2 separate regions of the Homo sapiens genome follow, and region 2 is linked to region 1. The links are chromatin loops, found by intact Hi-C in ENCODE. Cell type or tissue: sigmoid colon. All regions are shown on one strand. Each heading gives the region's core, and the rest is flanking DNA. Links, peaks and the distances in the headings are about the cores only.

Evidence for each region. Hi-C counts contacts between places; a loop is a spot of excess contacts. Peaks named below come from ENCODE experiments on the same cell type or tissue, not always from the same donor. Only the 100,000 strongest peaks of a DNase experiment are listed, where the experiment ranks them.
Region 2: it touches region 1 in a loop (2.0-fold over the local background); 4 of 110 quality-filtered maps call a loop at or near these places.

Annotation. Positions count from the first base shown.
Region 1 is chr11:45,175,846-45,184,175 of GRCh38, reverse strand. It overlaps PRDM11 (PR/SET domain 11), which reads right to left. Exons shown (of 8, transcript NM_001384648.1): 2 at 2,291-2,415; 3 at 1,827-1,930; 4 at 1,053-1,315. The coding sequence starts at 2,409. Among named protein-coding and RNA genes, the nearest start is that of PRDM11, 33 kb to the right of the region's middle. RefSeq lists an enhancer at 1,923-2,654. In sigmoid colon, for the core only: CTCF peaks have their summits at 1,004 (motif pointing left) and 3,920; DNase peaks (open chromatin) are centred at 3,165, 3,515, 3,875, 6,985 and 2 weaker places; H3K4me3 peaks cover 2,072 bases; H3K27ac peaks cover 262 bases.
Region 2 is chr11:45,335,432-45,343,761 of GRCh38, reverse strand. No RefSeq gene overlaps it. Among named protein-coding and RNA genes, the nearest start is that of LINC02696, 16 kb to the left of the region's middle. RefSeq lists an enhancer at 3,410-3,704. In sigmoid colon, for the core only: CTCF peaks have their summits at 3,372 and 3,571 (motif pointing left); a DNase peak (open chromatin) is centred at 3,521; H3K27me3 peaks cover 421 bases.

The sequences.
Region 1 (8,330 bases), core at 180-8,179:
TCCTGCCACAGGGCCTTTGCTCTTGCTGTCCAAGGCATCTGGATGCACCTCTCCAATCTTCACCTGGTAGGCATTCACCTCCTTCAATCACAGCTCAACTAGCAGGAAGGCTTCTCTGACCTCTACCCATATTACCTCCCCTGGTTGTTCACTTTTTCCCAGTCTCACTGTTTCTCCATCACCCTCAGAGTTATTATTTGACATGGATTTGTCTTAGTCTTTGATTAATTCTATCTTTCCCACAGAGAACTCCATGAAGGCAGGATTTATCTGATTGCCTTATCTGGCCCACCACTGTATTTCCAGGGCCAGCCCAGTGCCTGGCACAAAGGAGATACTCAAGAAGTGTTTTTGTAGTGAATAAGGATCTTCTTACCCTCTAGAATGCTTTTCTCTATTACCCCACCCTCCCCTATCTCTGTCTAGTAGCTCAAGCATGATTCCTTAAAGTTGCTTTGGTAACCCTTCCTCCTCATACCCTTGAAAACCCCTCTTCCTCATCTTTGCAACCCATCTATTGATAGTACCCTGTGTTGCAACTGATATCACATGTGTACCTGCTTGTTCAATGCCTGTCTTCCTACCAGATCGTCTGCTCCCTGAGGGCAGGAACCATGTCTGTCTTGTTGAAGGGTTTACCCCCAGCACCTAGCCCAGAGCCTGATATTACTGGTTTGGAAGTGGGAAGTCATGCTCTGCATCCCCAAAGGCCAGCTCCGAGTCACCCACTCTAGAAGATCGGTTGGTTCAATACTGCCCAATGGTCCACCAGACACACACATGAGGATTCATGGGGAAATTGCCCTGAGTTCTGCTTGGTGATTTCCTGATCTGCTGACTACTGCCAGGTGGGTGCTCTCAGCATTGCCCTTGGACACCAAGCGTTGCAGCCACTCAGCCGGGGCCAGGGGACAGCAAGATCCATCATCGACAGGTCCAGAAGCGATGGTAGAAAAGTTCTGGGGCCAAGCTGGGCCAGTATGGCTCCCCCTGGTGGTTTCCTTCCATGTTTCTTGGCAACCTCTCCCATGAATAGCCCAGGGCACACTCACCAGCCAGGAGAAGAAGCCAGCTGATTTGTCCTGGGTGGAGATCTGCCCCTCATAGGGGCCGAAGATGTGGCCCTTGGGGATGACCTCGTTTACACATCGCACGTCACTCTCTCCACTAGTGTCCTTGACCACCTCCATGCCCTGTGGGATGGTGAGCGCCGCCCGGTCTGGGATGCCCACGGGCACCGGTGTGTCAGACACAAACACCGGGGGGCCATGGTTTGGGCATTCATCCACGAAGTACTCCTGGCAGGACTCACAGACTGGAGGGATGGAAAGAGAAGGGAGGGCCTCAGTTGTTGCAGGGAGGTAAGACCCCCATGGGGGAGGTAGAGGGGCTGACAGGAGGCCCACTCATGGACAGCCAGCTGCAGGCCCCAGGGTCATCGGTAGCAATAACCCATACTCTCCCTGGGGGCTCCAAGAACAGGCCTGCCTACGTCAAGGAGGCCAGCAGCTACCTTTGTCTCAAGTTTTAAAAAACTGGAAGAAAGAGCATGGCTTTGGAGTCCAAGTGCAACTGTACCCCTTTGGGCCAGAGGACTCGAGGCGTGGGATACTTAACCCTCACCAAGACTCAGTGTGCTATCTGGAAAATGGGGCTAACAATAGCCATTTGGATGGCTAATGATGATGACGAACCAAGGCCTGGACCTGGGCCTGGTATATTGCAGGTGAGGACCTATCTTAGTAGCATTGTTGTGAATTCCCTAGCCAGGAATGGGGCGATGGGGGTGAAGGGAGGAGCAGCCCAGAGCCCCAAGCTCCACTTACACCAGAAGTCCACTTGCTGGAAGCTTTTGGGCACGATGAGGTCGCGCTTCCCCTTCAGTTTCTTGGGCTCAACTTCCATGGCCGAGGAGTCCGGTCTCCTAGAGCTGGCCAGGGCAGAGGCCCGCAAAGAAAGCAAAGAAGTCATCAGAGAGTGAGAGCCCAGTGGGGACAAAAGCTGGGGACCTGGCCAGGAGACCGAGAAGATGTGGGGTGGGCAGAGGAGTCCCAGCCAGCCTGCTGTTCAGTGCAGGAGGTGGTGGAAAAACTGGAGGATTGAGATGCGAGCACAGACCTCCCTAGGCCACTGCTTGGATTTTTCTAGAGCCTGCGCCCAGGAGCTGCCGGGAGCAGGGTTAGGGAAGGTGGGCAAGGAGTGAGAACGTTTCCCAGGGTTCCCAACCAACCGAGCCCAGGCACCTCCCACTCCCACTTCTCCCTCTCCAGTTCCCACACAGGGGCCTCACCAGGGCTGGCCATACTCCTGGTCTCGGAGTGGTGAGCAGACCTCCGTCTTCACCACCGTCACCATATCCCCCACGGCTGCATTGGTCTGGGCCAAGCACTCCTTCATGTTCTCGGTCATTCTGTCCTGGGACGCAGGAGGTGGGACCAGCACAGGAAGAGGATCAAAGAAACAGGGGAAGAGGAGTGAGCGGCGGAGAGGGCAAGTGGGGGTCTCGCGGAGTCTGGTTACCCTCCCTGCCATCCCCAGAGGAAGCACTTGAGAACACAGACAACAAAAACAGCTGTAGCCCGGCCAAGAGGAAATGCCGTTTCTATCCCGGGCTGGTCCTGGGGACGACTGGAGCCACCAGCCCCATGGGGTCAGGAGCCTAGAGCAGCTCAGGCCAGGAGGCCGCGCTGGGAAGCATAGCCTGGACCCCTAGACCAAAGGGCAAAGGGCAGGAGGATCCCACATGAGCCTGGGCGCAAAACTGCAAAGGGGAGAAGGGAGGGTTCACAACTCAAGCCCAACTTGGGCCAAGGGGTAGTGGGCAGACCGAACGGGCCCTCAGCGCCTGGCAGGGCAGCCCCTCACCCTGGGACTGCCGGGAGCGCAGCCAGGCCCCTTTGCCAGCTCAGAGCAGGTACAGGCAGGGCCTGGGGGCGCTGGCGAGGGCCAGCCAGGGCTCCAGCCCCACCCGACTCTCTCAAGGGGACACTCCCCAGCCCGCCGCTTACCGCCCTCCACCACCGCGCCGGGCTTCAGCCCCTCCCTCGGCACCCCGGGGTCCTCATGCCAAGCCCGGGGACACTCTTCGGGGCGAGGGTGGCACGCAGCCTGGGGCTGGGACGGCGCTGGGCCCTGGGACTGGGCGAGCGGCGTGTGTGACTCACTACCCGGGGCCCCGCTGGCCACACCCCTGCTCCTCGGCTAATCAGCCCCCTGCTCCCCACCGGGGCCCCAAAGCCGGCGGCGGCGACTGGGAGGGGTGCGGGGAAACGTGACGGCCTGCCCCCTCCTCCGAGCCAGCAGGGCCGGGGGCGCGCGGTGGGGAAGGGGAGGGCTGCCCAGGCCGGGCGCGCCGCCCCCTGCCCCGTGGCCGCCCCGTCTCGGGCCGGTGTAGGCTGCGGCCGGGGCGGGCGCGGGCGGGCTCTCCCCCTCTCGCCAGCCTTCCCGGCGGGGAGCTCCCTGCCCGGCCCGGCCCGCCCGGCCCTGCCCAGCGCCCGCCCCCCGCCCGCCAGGCCCGGCATTCCTTGCGGGGGCATGTGGCTTCTTGCCGGCCCTGGGGGCACGCAGTTGGCTGGCGGCCGGGAGGGGGGCGCGCAGGGAGCGGGAGGAAGCGGGCGCCCGGGCGGGGCGGTGGGAGAGGGCGCCGCGGGGGGTCGCTCCGGGTCAGGCGGTGGACGCATTCCAGGGCCTCCCACGGGGCCCGATGCGCACTCGGCCCGGGGGGTGCCAGGGCTGGGCGACAGCGCCGCGGAGGCCGGGCGGGTGTCCCCAGCCTCCGAGCTGCCTTGGTGTGGCGGCGACGACAGGGCCTGCGCTGCCACCCGTGCGGACACCGGACACCCGCTCGCTCAGCCGCGGCCGCACCTGCACCGCCTGGGGCGCCTGCCACTCTACTGCCTCCTGGCTGCGTTATGCCAGGGACTCCCCGCTGGGTGCTCGACCGACCTCAAAGCCTGTGGGATGGCCCCCTGCCTCCTGTGAGGGCGCAGGAATTGGGGCCTGGAAGATGTCAAGCGACTTGCCGAAGGTCATGCAGACCACACCCGATGGCTGCTTAGTAAATTGGAAACTGGCTGAACCCCCAGATTCAAGTGTTTCAAGTTGGCTTCACCATGCAGTATCCTCAGTCCAGTCCTCTACCGAACAATCGCTGGGATCACCCTTAAGTGGGTTCAGGTCCCAGCTCAGAAGTCCAGCTGCCAGGTGGGAGCAAGGCCCTGTGGATTTGTGAAGGATCCCTGAACACCTGCTGCCCTGAGGAACTCTCACTGGGATGGGCAGTACCCCCCACCATACATCCTGGGGTGGAGCCTCAGTGGTTAGGTGCCTGGGCACTGGACAGGCAGTGCCTGAGTTCAAATCCCACTGATGGGCGGTGTGATCCTGGGCAGGTGTTATGGACCCCACTCCCCTTCATATGTTGAAGCCCTCAGCCCCAGAGTATCTGTATTTGCAGATGGGGCTGTGAGGAGGTGATCAAGATTAATTGAGGTCATAAGGGTTAGGTGCCCTTATAAGGAGAGGAAGACACACCAGGGCCCTCTCCACCATGAGGACACATCCAGAAGGCAGCCATCCACAAGGCGGAGTGCCACCACCAGGAACCAATAGGCTGGCATTCTGATCTTGGACTTCCTAGGCTCTAAAACCGTGAGAAATAAATGGCTGTTGTTTAAGCACCCCCATCTACGGTATTTTGTCATGGCAGCCTGAGATGACTAATACAGCAGGTTATCTAACTTCTCTGTGTTCTCATTTCTTCATCTAGAAAATGTGGCTAATAATAGATTCTATCACAGACATAGCTGTATTCCGTGGACACAGACGAGTGTGGAGGGGCCAGTCTCTGCACATCCCACTAAAGAATGCTGATCAGGAAGATGAGTGCTAGTGACATCATCAAGGGGTGGCTTCAAATTCTCTCCATTGGCTGGGATTTATTTTTTTTAAGTCAGTCATTTGGAAACTCTGACGCTTTATTGGAACGGACTGCTGAGGACTGCTTTGCATGGGGCTCCCTTGCTCTGGCCCCTCTGCCCTCCACAAGCCCCACCTGTATGCCATTCTCCATCCTGCCATGGGGCCTGTGAACTTGCTGAGTCCTAGCCTGCAGAACACCTGGGGAACTCCTATCCAGACTTCAGACCTCACTGCCCCCCTCCAACTGCCACCAAAAACACCCTCTCCTAGCCCCATGTCACACTTCATGGCAGTGTGACATGTATAACCGTCTTTTGTTAGCAGGATTACTTGATTAATATCTGTTTCCCTTAATAGACTGTAAGCTCCCCGAGGACAGGGTGCAGGCCACCATTGAACTGCCAGCACCTGTAACAGTGCCTGGCACCAGGGCCAAGACTAGGGAAAGACAAGCCAGGTACTAGGAGGCTTTCACTCTGAGGGTCATACGCTTGCAGGACTGGCACCTGAGAGTGAGAACCTCTTTCAATTTTGCACCCTGAGAACCTTGCTTGGCTGACTCTCCACTTTGCCCAGCACACAGCATATTCTCAGTAAATATTCACCAAATGTTCCCCTTCATATCTCACTGGTCCCTCTGATGTGTCCCACTGGTCCCATTGGGAATCTCAACTCTGAAAGAGACGTCAGCAGGAAAAACAGGGTGGGGGTTTGATTCCCTATGGAGCTCTCTTCCAGTGATCTCCGCCAGGCAGAGCAGGTAGTGAGAGATGCTGGCAGGGTGGGCACTGAAGGGTGCAGAGGTGCACTGGGGGGTAGGATGGAGCACTAGGGGGTAGGATGGAATTAGACTCATGAGACTCAGAGCCGGATTCTGACGATAAGTTGGGGAGGATAATCAGTGTGGCCATGGCACGTCACTTACACTTTCTAGGGCCTTAGTGTCTTCTTTTGCAAAATGGAAATACTGATACTTGCCAGGAGGAGGTGGTCCCCATTAGGAATAAACGAGGAGGGCACAGAGGGATGCGGAAGGGGTTTGGAGGGAGGATAGGCAATAGTAAGAGAATAAAGGACGGAGGGTAAGACAGGGAGAGAAGGAGGAGAGAAGGGAGAAAAGAGAAGATGAGGAGGGGAAGGGAGATTGAAAGAGAAGGACCGAGGCATATAAACGTTTTCCTGTCTTAAATCATTCCCAGCAAACCACCCCCTGTGGGCAAAGTATTACTTTGTATCTCAAAGTAGAGACATCTGTGGGCCATTTGCATTTATGTCCTATCTCTCACATCCCACCTTCACCACACAAAAGATTTGCAATGTTTTATAAAACAAACACATACTAAACAGGACAGTTAAGAAACAACCAGAGATAGTGTTAGAGGCCTCATGGAGAAAGAGGGGTGTTGGTTATGCCGGGAATCTGTTGTAAAAGGGTTAGTGATTGAGTTCTTCATTCAATTCTGAGCCTCCTGGCAGCCAAAGCATAAAGGGAAACATAATGAGTTACCGAGTCCTTATTATCTGACACCTATTTATTGACTATATGCACATATAATTTCTTTCTACTCTTGGAGCTGGCTGCCCGGAGAACCAGGATCAAGCCTCAAAGGACTAATGTGCATTCCAACTCTCAAGTGGCCCATAGACATCTCTACTTTGAAATAGACAGACTTTTGTGCTTGTGATAAAGGCCATAGGGACAGGGAGGGAGAAGATGGGATGTGGCAGGACCAAATGAACTTCCACTGGGGAGAGAGAGAGGGAGAACATGTGCTGGTGTCCTTCACTGAGTCCATCTCAGCAGACACTCTAAGGCCTGGCCCAGGTAAAGCCCCTGTTGCCTTTTCTGAAGAATGCTCTAGTCCTACCTGCCCAGCAAAAGTCTTGGGGGAAGGGGGGTCGGCAGGCTTCATGGAGGATTCCAAGCTGCTGGCAATGCTCCCTCTCAGCTGGCTCCTCTAAGTCTGCACATGCAGAGATTAGGCTTGTTGCAAACCCAGCAGTGAGCTGCAAACCCAAAAGAAGGGGGCAGAATGCAGCCCAGGAGTCTGCAGCTCTGTTTTCACCCTTGGCAGGGTGCCAGGATCCTGGAATGCCCAGGAGCCAGTGTAGCCAGGGAACTGGGGATCTGTGCCCACTTGGTTTCCCTAGAGGCTGGCACCATGAGAATCTAGAAGGTTTACTCTGGTACCTACCACAGCATCTCTGTTGTTCCCATTGATACCAAAAGGACATGAGGTTAGGGTGCTGGCCCAAGCCACATGCTGACCTTGACTTGGGCTGGGAATCCCAAGCCCTGGGTCTCAGTTCTGGCTGTGCTGTCAGTTTTTTAGGTGACCCTGATAAAGTTTCTGCCTTGCCCTCAGTTTCTCTTTCCTGTAAAATAAAAGGTCCAACTCATAGTCCTTAACAGTATACCATGTGAGAGGTGGGCAAGGGCTTGGAATTATTATAGGGAGTTATTGAATTTATATTCTCAGCAAGCATGCCTATAGAGAACATAAATATATGCCTTAAACTTACATGTATAAGACAGATTTGCAAATGAATACTTTTGTGATGAACACAAAAGATAAATGTATTTAAAAGTGTTATTGAATTCATAGAAACCTTATGTCACCATGTATTTTGTTAATCAATTAACACCAGCACAGCCACTCACAAACTGTGTAACCTTGAGAAACTGCATTAACCACGCCTACCTGGTTTCCCCATCCGTCCTGTGGCACTGATATCAGAACCTATCTCATAGGGCTGTTTAACACAGCATAATGCCTGACCTATCGTAAGTACCCTATAAATATTATCATTCATTTTATTAATATTTAAAAGTATAACAGACATCAGATGTGCACATGGTGGTGAAATTTCTGTTTTTTTAGATTGAGTCTCGCTCTGTCGATCAGGCTGGAGTACAATGGCACGATCTCGGCTCATTGCAACTTCTGCCTCCTGGGTTCAAGCGATTCTCCTGTCTCAGCCTCCCCAATAACTGGGATTACAGGTACCTGCCACCACACCTGCCTAATTTTTTGTATTTTTTTAGTAGAGACAGGGTTTCACCATGTTGGCCACACTGGTCTCGAACTCCTGACCTCAGGTGATCTGCCCTGGGATCCGTGCTGGGATTACAGGCATGAGCTACCACACCCGGCCAAAAATTGTTTGACATTAGAAGAGGGCCTTTACAAGCAGTGAATACCCCTAATAAATACTTTTTATAAATATATGCTCTGAAGATGCTTACCTCAATAGAAAAAAAAATGGATAAAAAGAAAACATGAACAAGCAATCTGCAAAGACCAATAGATGGCTAATATGCTTTAAGGAAAACCATGAAGACATTAATACTCAAATAAATACAAATTAAAACAAATAAATATCATTTCTCCTCTAATAAATTGGCAAAG
Region 2 (8,330 bases), core at 154-8,153, 160 kb before region 1:
CTTTACTCTGTCTCTTGGAGGGCTAACAGCAGACAGAAGAACTGCAGATAGTGTGCTTGAAAGAGTCTGGATTTATTATGCTCAAATTACAATCTATGCATATTTAATCAGCTCTTATTATATGCAATGCTTTGCTCTAGACCCTGCATATAAAGATCAGCATTGTCCCTGGGGACAATAGCCATCCCTGGGGTATAATTTATCACTACTTTTCCTGAGGTTAGTGAAGCAATGTGCATCAAAGCCTTAAAAATGTGCATATCCTTTGATGAGGTAATCCTACCTTTGGAAATGTAACCCAGGTAAGAAAATGAGAATGTGGATAAGTAATTATGCAAAAGGATGTTCGTCACAGTTGTTTAGAGTAGTGAAAATTGGAAAACAGCCTAAATGTCCAATAGTAAGGGATTGGTAAATTAAAGTACTTGCATGCCCATACAATGGAATATTACATAATCATTAAAACCCAGATTGTAGAGTATTGACATGAAAAGATATTAATGATATAATGCCAATTGAGTTTTTAAAAGGTTATATAGGTATGTGGTATAAAATTTAATTTTATTAAATGATGCTATAAATATATTGCACTCCTAGGAAAAAGCCGGATGGACACTGAACAAGTATAAAGAGCAGTTACTGGCTGGGTGCAGTGGCTCACACCTGAAATCCTAGCACTTTGGGAGGCCAAGGAAGGTGGATTGCCTGAGGTCAGGAGTTTGAGACCAGCCTGGGCAACATGGTGAAACCCTGTCTCTACTAAAATACAAAAAATTAGCAGGGTATGATGGTGTGCACCTGTAGTCCTAGCTACTTGGGAGGCTGAGGCAGAAGAATCGCTTGAACCCGGGAGGCAGAGGTTGCAGTGAGCCTAGATCAGCGGCAGAATGAGACTTCAACTCCAAAAAAGAAAAAAGAGTAGTTATTGCTCAGGATTAGGATAGTGGATGTATTTTTATTTTCTTCTCTTTGCTTTGCTTGTCTACATTTTCTAGTTTTTCTCCAGAGACCAGATATTGCTTTTGAAATCAAAACATTCTATAAAAGTCATTTTTAATGAAAAATAAACTAGAGAGCCTGTCCCTGGACCACTACAGGGCAGCAGGCTGTGCAAGAGAACACAACCCAGTGCACAGTCAGTGTTCATGGGGTCAGCTCCGGGAGCCCTGCCTGTGCCTGCCTTGCTGTGACCCTCTGACCTCCCTCATCTGGACCCTTCCTGCCTTGGCCGTGGCTTTATTTCCTGGCTTCAGAAAGCCATCCTTCCCTCTTGCTCAGTGCAAATAACAGAAGAGCCAGCTCAACATGGGCTCAAACAAATCTGGGTTTGTTTTTCCTCTTGCAACAAGAATTCCAGAACCTCATAACTGATTCTAGCTTCCTGGACCCGGTCTTACGGTGAAACCTCAGCTAAGCAGGATTCAAGATGAAAGGCAGCCCCCGAGCCCTAGAAACTCAGAGGACACGGGGACATAGACAGCATCAACAACTCTGGAATATAAAGTCATGGTTCTCTCACCTGCAGCGCAACTCCCCTTCCAGCTCCTTAATGTGCACTAGGGCAGGGCGCGGTGGCTCATGCCTGTAATCCCAGCACTTTGGGAGGCCGAGGTGGGTGGATCACCTGAGGTCAGGAGTTCGAGACCAGCCTGCCCAACATGGCGAAACCCCATCTCTACTAAAAAAAAAAAAAAAAAAAAAATACAAAAAATTAGCCAGGCATGTTGGCAGACGACTGCAATCCCAGTTACTCGGGAGGCTGAGGCAGGAGAATCGCCTGAACCCGGGAGGCGGAGGTTGCAGTGAGCTGAGATCGCGCCACTGCACTCCAGCCTGGGCGACAAGAGCAAAACTCCATCTCAAAAAAAAATAAACTATGCACGGGGTCGTGTTCAGCATTGTCCTGGCAGGCCTTCCCTCCAGCAACACCCTCTTTCCCATCCTGGTAATAAAAATTGCTAGCATGTATCAACTTCTTTCTGTGTATGAATCACTATTACAAGCACTTAACAGGTCTTTTCTCATGTAATCTTCACAACTCTTTGAAGCTGATTGCTTACGATTCCATTTTCATGTGAGAAAATGCAGGCACAGCAAGGTTATCTAGCTTACCCAAGGTTAGCTAGAAAATGGCAGAGCCAGAACGTAAACCCAGACTGTGACATGCCGAGGCCCTCGCCATAACCACCAGGTGTCCTACCCCACAAGCGACAGCCCTGCCCAGCTGCTTGCGTCTATTCAGTTCTCCCGCTAACCCCTGGCAACCATTGATCTTTTTGCTGTTTGTATAGTTTTGCCTCTTCCAGAATGTCATGTAGTTGGAATCATACAGTATGTAGCCATTTCAGACTGGCTTCTTTCACTCAGTAATATGCATTTAAAGTTCTTCCATGTCTTTTTAGCACTGAATAATATTCCATTGTCTGAATATATCACAGTTTGCCCATTTACTCATTGAAGGACATCAATTGTTTCCATGTTTTGATCGTTATGAATAAAGCTGCTATAAATATTTGCATGCAGGCTTTGTGTGCACAAGTTTTTAACTCCTTTGGATAAATACAAGGAGGGAGATTGCTGAATCATATGGTAGGGGTATGTTTAAGAAACCACCAAACTGTCTTCTAAAATGGCAGTACCACTTTGCATTCCCATCAGCAATACATGAAAGTTCCTGTTGCTCCACATCCTCACTAGCATTCGGTTTTGTCAGCGTTTTGGATTTTAGGCATAGAATGTTTCTTATTGTTGCTTTTAATTTGCAATTAATTTGCAATGACAAACAATGTTGAGCATCTTTTCATATAGTTAATTCCCATCTATATATCTTCTTTGGTGAGGTGTCTGTCCAGATCTTTTGCTCATTTTTAATTGGGTTGTTTGTTTTCTTATCGTTGAGTTTTAAGGCTTCTTTGTATGTTTTAGATACCAATTCTTTATCCAACGTGCTTTGCAACTATTTTTTCCCCAGTCTGTGGCTTGTCTTTTTATTCTTTTAACAGGGAAATTCAAATTTTATTGTCCATAAATAAACTTTTAGTGGAACACAGACATGCTTATTCATTTACAGATCGTCTGTGGCTAACTGCACGCTATTTCAGCAGTTTCAACAGGGCCTGAGAACCCGCAAAGCATAAAATATGTGCTAGCTGTCCCTTTACAGATAAGTTTGCCGACCCTTGATTTAGGACATCGTCTCTATTCCCTCCTTAATGAGCCTGTCATTCCCAGAAAACCAATTCTCATGGGCAGCAATTACTGATCAAAAATTCCCTTCTGGGGACGCTGAGTTGAAGTGTCTAATTCTGGCCCAGCAAGGTTCTTTTTTTACGGTTCCTCTTCCAAGGCTTGGTTTCCACTCCAGCTGGCCTTGCTCAAGTCCTGCTGAGTGAAGGGAGCGCCGCTTGGGGCAGCCTGAGCGGGTCCGGAGCTGCCCCTCCGGTGTGGCTGGATTTCTCTTCTCCTTCCTCTGAATGGGGCCAGCCCTGTGCCTCTCATTTTGCCACGCCCCTCCCTACAGCCCCGTCTTCCTGGTGCGAGACGTTGGTCGCCCCCTGGTGGCGCGTGTTGTCATTACAAGGCTATCAACGAGAGGCTGGAACTGGAAGGCGTGGCCGGCTTTCTCTCCCACGAGGGCATCTCCCAGCCCTTCCCTCACTTCGGTGTTTGGGATTGAATATCCCTCTGAAGTTTGCATGATCACACTTTGCCGATCCATTTTCTCCTCCCAACAGCAGTAATCAATTCCAGTTCGGGGGTGTCAGATCATTAAAACAGGCTGCACGTCATTTGCATGTTTCGGTTCCCATGGAGCTGCCAGTCTGATTCCCCTCCCCCTCAAATTTCTTGCTTTTTAATTTTTTTTCATGCTTTTAACATCTGGTCCTATTTTTTTTCTCTTTCCAATAAGTGAAAAGGATGTAAATCTAGAAACCCGTGGGCAGACGTATGCTCTTTTTCTTGTGAAGTGTTCACTCTTTAACTGTAATAGTGTGACAACAAGCGAAGGGAATCAGAGATACATGCTCTGCCTGGTCTCTCCTCTCCTGCCAGTTATTTTTGACGGCTTGGCATCTGATGTGGATCAATTTTTTTCCAACTCGCATATTCTGCCTCCCACAGGGCATGGGTGCACAGGAGGGACATAACCTGCCTGGTCCCTGGATATTAATAAAATGTATTATTGTTATGCATTGAGCACCTACTATGTGCCAGCACTTTGCTAAGTGCTTTCACATTTAGAGGCATTGAAAAGAAGACATGCTAGGTGGTTTTCTTTCCTGCCTGTATTCCCTTGCCATCCCTGGAATAGGTGATTGATAAGCCTGGCCTCTGACATCATATACCCTGGGTTCAAATCCTGTCTCTGCTGCCTATGAGCTATGTGACCTTCGGCCTCCCACCTCATCTTTTGGAATCTCAGTTTCCCTACCTGTAAAATGAGGATTTATAATAGCACTTATTTCCTAGGGCTGTTCTGAGGATTACGTGTGTTAATATTGGTAGGCCACTTTGAACAGCATGTGGCACATGGCAAGGACCCTGTAAGTGCAGATGTTAGTAAACAGTGTAATGGGTGAGCCTGTGCCGATTTGGCCAGAGATGAGTACTACTCCACCCCTCTGCTCCCTGCTCAACCTGCTGGGCACTGGAACATTCTAGTGAGAGAGGATGAGAGTAGGTGAATCTGCTAGCTGAAAAACACACACACACACGCATGTGAAGAGCACACACACAGCACACAGGAAGCACACACAGGGCTTTTATATAGGAAGTGCATTTGGGCTAATGTCTAAGTGTTGCCACTTCTGTAGAACTGGCTCAGTCATTCCAGACAGTATGCAGGGGTTTAAGCTTCCTCAGCCTCTCCTGCCTCTGCATCTCACCACCGCCTAATCAGCCCAGCAGCAGTCCCTTCAATCCTTCCCCTACAATGTATCCAGAATGGTCCACATCTCACCATCTTTACCCTCTAAGTTCGGGCTACCCTCATCACCCGTGTGGCCTCCTAGAGTTACCTTTTCCCTGCTCGCCCATGCTTTTTTGCCCTCTTATAATCAACCATTTTTCTATAATTAAAATGATTTTCTTAAAATGCAAATAACTTCTCTACTTCAATCTTCTAGGGTTTAACAAAACAATCCACAGCTTCCATGCATGCTAAAAGGGTGCTGCGAAATCTGGCCCAGTGACCCATTGAGGTCATCTTTGCTCACTCTCTTTTCACCATTCAATAAACCCGCTGGCCTTCTTTCTTATCTGTGACCAAGGCCAAGCTCATTTCTTTCTCGGGGCTCTTGCTCTTGCTGTTCCATTTGGAGGCATTGACCTGATCCCTCTCCGGGGGATTCTTCTTGGCACTTAGATTGGGGTTCAAATGTCTACCAGGCCTTCCTGGATATCTGACTCAATGCAGCACTACTGCAAGACCATTCTCTGGATGGCTGTGGACCGACCCAGTTCTCCCTCTTTTCTGTCATAGCTCCCAAGAATCGCTGTGTAATGTGCTGGAAATGCAACATCTGGAATAGGGCGGGACTGGTCTGAGCAGGCCAGGCTCTGCTTCAGTCACTATTAGAAACAAGGTGTCCTTCAATGCGTTGACCCAGCAAGTCCTGTACCCCGTGGTCTAAAACCCAGGGCTGGTTGCCTTCAGGGCTCCGCAGCTGTGGTGCAAGTGGGGCATGTGCAGACAAGACTCCATCTGGGCAGCTTTCCTGAGGCTTGGAGACTGATACTCATGAATTCTAGGCTGCTGCTGTCCCTTGCTGACTATCTATAAGTAATAACTTGTGTATTTCCTCATGTAACTTGTGTATTTCAGTGTTCTGTTTCACAGAACTTGGGCAAGTAGTGAACGTGCAACCCAAGATCAAGTGGGTTGAAGTGGTAACTAGCGCACAGTGAGTCTGTTTCATAACTACCCCTTCCCACTGCCCAGCGCTCTGTCACTTTACCCCTTTTTATACTCAATATAAAATTGATACTCAGCATTTTATACTCAATATAAAATACTTTGCTGGAATATTGAATATAAAGTATAGTTTATACTTAATACTCCAGCAAAGCATTCGCTCTATTGAAAATAAATAGGTGGCTGGGCACCACAGCTCACACCTGTAATACCAGCACTTTGGGAGGCCAAGGCTAAAGAATCACTTGAGGCTAGGAGTTTGAGACCAGCCTGGGCAACAGAACAAGACCCCATCTCTACACAATATAAAATAAAATAAGATAAAATAAAATAAAATAAAAGTTATCCAAGTGTGGTGGCACGTACCTACAGGTAGTCCTAGCTGATTGGGAGGCTGAGGGAGGAGGATGGCTTGAGCCCAGGAGTTCAAGGCTATGAGTGAACTATATGATGATGCCATTCCCTGTACTCCAGCCTGGGTGAAGGAGTGAGACCCTGTCTCAAAAAAAAAAAAAAAAAAAAAAAGAAAAGAAAGAAAAGAATTAGGCAATTGACGGCCGTCTGTAATCCCAGCACTTTGGGAGGCCAAGGCGGGCAGATCACGAGGTCAGGAGATCAAGACCATCCTGGCTAACACGGTGAAACCCTGTCTCTACTAAAAAAAATACAAAAAATTAGCCAGGCGTGTTGGCGGGCACCTGTAGTCCCAGCTACTCAGGAGGCTGAGGCAGGAGAATGGCATGAACCCGGGAGGCGGAGCTTGTAGTGAGCCGAGATAGCGCCACTGCACTACAGCCTGGGCGGCAGAGCGAGACTCTGTCTCAAAAAAAAAAAAAAAAAAAAGAAATTAGGCAATTGACTTTTGCATATGATTATCGCCCATCTCCCCAACTGGAAGGCAACTGTCTGTCTGTCCGTACAACCCAGAGAGTGTCTGCCCCCCCCCAGCAAGTGTTCCAACAATATTTGGTGAAGAAATTCTTGAATACATTTAGAAAAAGCCAGGACTTTGTTCTTGAGAAGAAAACATGTTTTTTAAGGTAAAAAAGGTAGTCTGGGGGACTGACAGCATAGATTTTATACCACACCATAGAGTAGGAAAGAATATTCAATAGTAAATGAATAAAGTTCCTACTCAAAAGGAGACAAAAGTTCAGTTTTGGGAGGTGGAAGGAGGATCGAAGGGTTGGAACTAGAACCCACAGATGCCAGGGACCTGTGAGAAAGCCTGGGATGCGGGTGGGTGGGAGACAGTGAAGCAGAGGAGACCTGCGCCTCTCTGCCCAGGAAAAGCTGTGGTGGACACTGTGCCACCACACTGTGCCAGGTGAGGACTCCTGTGATGGACCTGTTAATGAGAGGGCCTCAAACACTCACATCCCCAAATCCTCAAGGAGGGATAGAAATGGCAGAAAGCTGGTGGGTGAACCTGGAGAGGCCTAGCAATGGGACGCAGGGGGTGCAGACGCTTAGGTACCTGATGAGGGAAGACAGAGTGGCAGTGGCTGTGACAGCAGTGAATGCAGATGATATCAGACATCAATACACAGGCCTGGCAAATTACATCAACCTCGGATGCTCCGTAGGAGGGAACTAGATGAGGGGAAGGGGAGTGCCCCTCACACCACCAATGCCTGGAGAGGACAGAGGGGAAGGAGCCTTAATTGACAGAGCTTGAGAGCACCTGACAGTGACAGTTTACCTTGAGTTGGCAGGATTGAGTTTTGCACTCCCAGGGGAGAGTAATGTGCGCGTTCACTTCCTTTTGAAAGAAATTGATGAACTCTAACACCTATGCTTGCTAAATAAGAGCAGATGTACCATCTCTTTGTAGAGCATTCAAATAATACAGAATGGTAGCTAATATATAGTGAGGATTTGCCACGTGCCAGGAACTGATCTAATGCTTTATGTGTGGTTAAGGCCAAGGTCCTTGGTTGCAGGCAACAGAGTCCACATTAGCAAGTTCATGCTGACAGAGATCTATTAAAATGTATTTATTAAATACTTAATGGACTTTTTTGGGGGGACCACAGAATCAAGCTTAAATGGTACTCAGACCAGGACAGACCTGGACAACAGAGTCAGCCAAGCCCTTAAAATGCCCCCACTCTCTGCAGAGCTGTTCAGAGAGCCCTCTGCTGCTTCCACCTGTTAACTGACACTCATGATGTTTGGGACTGAAGTCAAAACTCCTCCCAATTTCCCAGAACACCCAGCACCCCTGCCTCTGTGCCTTCCAGCAGGTCCAGGCTCCCAGCCTTCTTGCACCACTCACTTCCACATGCAAGTCCTGAATGAGTGTAACTGGTTGGTGGAAAGCAGGCCATGTGCCTGCACTCTAGCTGCAAAGGAGTCTCAAATTTGGTTTTCAGTTTTGCAGTTTCTAGAGTGCAGGAAGGTAGTCTAGAAGGAA